2 separate regions of the Homo sapiens genome follow, and region 2 is linked to region 1. Evidence: chromatin loops called from intact Hi-C (ENCODE). Cell type or tissue: endothelial cell of umbilical vein. All regions are shown on one strand.

Region 1 (2,500 bases):
CATGTTGGCGAGGCTGGTCTTGAACTCCTAACCTCAAAAGATCCACCCACCTCAGCCTCCCAAAGTGCTGAGATTACAGGCATGAGCCACTACGCCCGACCTGAAAAAAAACTTTTTAAAGTGAATTACATAATTTTTTACATAAAATAATGTCATTATTAAGGGCAATGTACTATTTATACATATAGTGTGTATGTGTGTCTTGCATAGTGATATAAAAGATATTTGTTTTTCTTAGTGTGCTATTATGTATATTTATTTACTTTCATTGGTATATAATGTACCTATTTTGGGAGTTCATGTGATACTTTGATATCTGTATACAATGTGTGATGATCAAATCAGGATAATTGGGATAGCCATCACCTCAAACATTTATCTTTGTGTTGGGAATTTGAAACATTTCTTACCAGGAGTCATGGTCAAAACCTGAAAAATGAATCCTTGTTAGAGGCTTTTACTCTTTCCCCCTGGCTTTCAGGTGTTTTACAAATACTTTTATTTAGGAAGGTAGAAAGGTGGAAAGTAATTTTTTGAAGGGGAAAAGAATGAAGAAAATGGAGATGAGTTATTCACTCAGCACATGGGTATCTGTGGGCTTTGCCTTTTAAAGCCCAGCTTGGTGTCAGTGTGAGCAGCCCAGGCAGTAAGGGGAGACCTGTGTTCCCCATCCCCAGCCTTGAGCAAAAATGCAGTTTTGGCTGTTTATCATCCCCCTTCAGGGTGTCTGAACTATTTGCACCGGTTGAGAAGGCAAAGAAGTTGACCTGATAACTGTTGGTCATCCCATTAGGAAGGATGGATTCCATGGTTACAGAATCAGAGACTGAAGTATGCAGAGGGAGGGGTGGGGAGAGAGAACTGTGCAAGGAGTTTACCCAGGGTATGAAGAGGTAAAGAGGTCAGTATCAGGGAAGGAAGGTGCAAGAAAGGGTCAGGCTGGGAGGCTGGGCCACAGTTCAGTAAGATTACAAAGAAGGGCCTAGAACAATGAGGGCAGGCAGAAGGTGGCTGAAGGTGTAATTTCATGGCAGGTTCCTTTTCTAATCAGCTCCTCTAACCTCCTTCATCCTGTTGCCCCGGCTTTTGTTTTCCACTGTGACTAAGACATAGCCAAACAGGATATGACCGACAGGAAGTTGTTTCAGTGCAAAAATAACTGATGTCTCATTCTGGAATATTATGGAAGGGCTCATTACTTACAGTGTGAGTGATGTAAACCCAGGTTTTCAGAATATTTTGTATAATCTTGGAGCTTATGTTTGTACATTTAGTACTGAACATCTGTATTGTTTTCTTATTAGAGAACACACTGTATTTACCCTAAAACTGGTTCTTTTCCTCCTATTGTCTATTATGGAACCAAACAATTTTTATTGTAAATGTAACAGTGTGTAGCATCAGTCTTATAAATATTTTAGTTTGATACACAAACCGTAGTTCAAGTTAGTTAATTGATTTCTTCCCTAGAAAGTCAAGGAGTAACATAATCAGGTTATAAACTTCATTACTAGTTATTTAATAATTTATTTCTCTGGTTACATTTATATCTTAGGTGACATCAGAACATATATGTCACCTCCTTAAAGATAGTGTGAAGAAAACCCACCTTATGTTTTCTTCCACAGCTTTTCTGTTTGTGAGCTTTTATTTTTGTACTCAAAGAATAGCATCCAACTTTTACTTTGGTTTCCCCATGTGGTTCTGAAAGAGAAGTAGAATTTCTTCTAAATCCGGAATTGCTCACATCCTTTTACCTTTTAACTTTGTTTTAAGCAAATGAACTTATTGTTCCAGGTAAATCTTCCACAGTTGCATGCAGGGGAAAGTATGATGTCTCAGACTTTATAGTCTCATGGAGATGGAGTGAGGATCAAGGGCCATGCTCAGCAGAACTTGTCAGGACCCAGCAGTTTCACGGACACCTTTTCTTAATTTTTAAACCAAGTCTATAATAAGTGCTTTCTTCCCTAGATTCCAATCCAGAAAACAATATCATTGCACTATTATACAAAGGAGCTGGCTAGGCTTGTGTCTGTGGGGTCAGCTGGTGTTGCATTTCTGGGCCTCCTTTGTGAAGAGGATGAACTGATGGTCCTGAGAAGTTAGGTGTCTTGGAAGTAGTGGAAATAAATCATGATAACTCTTTAAATTAAAGATTATATATTTTGGCCTCAAAACATTTTGCAAAGTCCTCCTATTCCAACCCAATCTGTTTAAATGACCCAACATTCAACACATTGTTTCTGATAATTCATCCTCAGAATAAGATGCTGTTGGCCATAATCTTTGTCTCTAGATTGTTTTATCTACTCGCAAATAAATTTAAGACACAGAGTATGCCTAAAGCCTACAGCAGACTTTCTGGAAACTCTTGAATGTTTGGTCCATAACTACTTCTTAAGACAAAGAAGAAAACCTTGTCAGGGTGTGTCATTAGTGCTTGAATGTAGGGTTTACAGGATGGGGTGGGGTGGGGGAATCGCCCTTGGTTTAGATG
Region 2 (2,500 bases), 95 kb before region 1:
TACCCATAACTCACAGCCCAGAAACCAAAACTGCTTAATTTGTGGTATGTGTTTTCTGATATTTTTCTCTGCTTCTGCAAATATTAAAAAAGGGATAATTGTCCATAAAAATTTCTGATGCATTTTTCACTTACTGTATTTTATTATGAGCATTTTCTTATGCCCATAAAGTTCTGCTAAAACATGATTTAACATATGTATAGTATTCCATTGTAATATATGTACGGGAATTTATTTAAATACTTCTCTGTTGTTCAGTATTTAGGTTGTTATAAATCGAGATTACAGAAGACATCTTTACCCAAAAATCTGTGTGGATCTATAGTTATTTTTGTAGGCTAGATTTATAAAAGTGAACTTGCGAAGAATGAATTTTTTAAAGGCCTATTAAGGCATATTGTTTTATTGTGTGATGACTGATCCAAGTTACACTCCTAGCAGCAGGGACTATTAGTGCTTTTTTTATATATGATCCTGGCTAGCATCATTTTTGCCAGTTTGAGAAACAAAAGATAACACCTTTCAAACTCTAAATCCTTCGTTATCTTCATCACGTGTTTCTCTGTTTTGTCATTTGCCTTTTGATTTTGTTTAATTTCTTTATGGTACTTATTTTACTAACTGAGGTTTGAATGTAAATGGTATACATAACCATCTTTTCCTCTGTGGTTTCTTCCATTACCTTTATGCTTAGAAATTCTTGCCTATCTGAGATCAGATATTCACCAGTATTTTCTTTTGGAATTTGTTTGTTTATTTACTATTTGTCTTTTCCCCTCAGGGTTAGCAGACTAAGTCTATGGGGCAAATCTGGCCTGCTGTCTGTTTTTGTAAATAAAGTTTTATTGCCACATAGCCACATTTGTTTTTTTATATTGTCCAGGCCTGCTTTAATGGTGCTAGAGTTGAGTCATTAGGACAGACACTTATTTAAGTCAGCTGATAAAGTCACCTGATAAATATTATCAGCTGACCTAAAATATTTACTAGCTGGCCCTTTGCAAAAAGTTTGCTGTGCCCTGCTTTAGTAGATTTAGAATTTATTTGGATTTATAGTTTAGTTAAGATCCTAATTCAATTTCCTACCCATTTTTCCCAGTCCCATGTTGAATAATCCATTCCTTACTCAGTGGTTTGTGATACTGCCTTTATTATATTTTATGTTCTTTTATATACTAGGCTTTGCAACAATTGGAAGAAAACCCTAAGGCCTTTTCCTTTTTCCCCTACTCCCCATTTTTTTCTTTAGTGTTCTCTGTGCCCTGCAAAAGCAAGGTTCTTATACAGCTGTCAGTTTAATTGCAATTCAGGAAAAATGAAAACAAGAAATTTGGGGAGAGACATAAATTCTATAATTTAAAGATAGAATAAACAGACTGTACTGCGTAAGTTGCTGAATTAAGTGATCTTATGAGACATATTGGTTAAGATTCAGGAGCTAAGGGTTAAGGTTTAAGTGAGCAGTTAATTATATTTGTAGGTTTGTTTCCTCAGTAAATAGCCTGTTCATAAAATAGATCAAGCTTGTCTTTATGTGGACTCTCTGGGGCATTTTGATGAAAGAAAAATTCCAGCGTGGCAGCTGCATCCTCAAGTAACCTTGATTTGAATCTACTCTTTTTTTTTTTTTGGTATATCCGGTCTTTGCTAACAAAAGAAGTCCCAGCAAAATATAAGCAAAGGTGCTAGCAGAGTTTCCAAACAAAGTCTATTCATGTCTGCAGGAAATATATCTGTACATTTATAGATGAAGAGTACATTCTGGTTTTCCTTTTATACATTATACAAATTCTAAGGATAATTAATTTCCCTCCTTAACTAGATTTTATAGTGTATACGAAGGTTTGGATATGAATATGTGTGTGTGAAGTACATGTGACTGTGTGTGTGTGTGTGTGTGTGTGTGTGTGTGTGTGTCTATAGTTTTTTGGTCAATGCAGTACTAGAATATTGAATAAAGGTGTACTTTACTATTTTTCAAATGTCAATGAACAATGAATGACCTCATCCTAGGATACGTTTCAATCAGCATTTGTTTCTCTGCCAAGGAAAAACACATATCCTAGGAGACTCAAAGTAGAAATGACTTGTGAACAGAAGCAGAGGGACCACTTGGAGCCAATTGCCGATGATAGGTGTTTTCTCTGCTTCTTGAGTAGGTTCTGCCTTTGCAGAGTCTGTGGAGTGAGACTGTTTATGGGATTCTCAGATGCAGTCCTGTATGCTAAATAGTTTTATGGATGTTTGGTATTTCCTGTATATTTTCTAGGCTTAAGAAACAGGTAACAACATTATCAAAGACTCAGTCTTGTAACTTATTATTTCCTTGTGCTTTCTTTATTGTTGAAGAACAACTGGAAGAGAATCCTGAGGTCTTTTCCTTGTTCTCCCCCAACCTCCCATATTTTCTTCAGTTCTCAGACATCCATTGGATGTTTGCCAATTACAGGGTGGTATGATATGAAAGAGTCATAATCTCTGCTCTCAGAGGGCCCATAAG

What was found. A loop is a pair of places that touch in the nucleus more often than their neighbours do. Peaks named below come from ENCODE experiments on the same cell type or tissue, not always from the same donor. Only the 100,000 strongest peaks of a DNase experiment are listed, where the experiment ranks them.
Region 2: a loop joins it to region 1, with 7 times the contacts of the local background. A loop is called at or near these places in 5 of 110 quality-filtered maps.

The regions. Positions count from the first base shown.
Region 1 is chr13:98,909,214-98,911,713 of GRCh38, reverse strand. All of the region lies in intron 9 of DOCK9 (dedicator of cytokinesis 9), which reads left to right. Among named protein-coding and RNA genes, the nearest start is that of DOCK9, 68 kb to the left of the region's middle. In endothelial cell of umbilical vein, no CTCF peak of the experiment used is centred here; DNase peaks (open chromatin) are centred at 1,043 and 2,473; H3K27ac peaks cover 2,500 bases.
Region 2 is chr13:99,004,202-99,006,701 of GRCh38, reverse strand. It overlaps a transcript of DOCK9 not described here. Among named protein-coding and RNA genes, the nearest start is that of DOCK9, 27 kb to the right of the region's middle. In endothelial cell of umbilical vein, no CTCF peak of the experiment used is centred here; DNase peaks (open chromatin) are centred at 1,561 and 1,971; H3K27ac peaks cover 1,530 bases.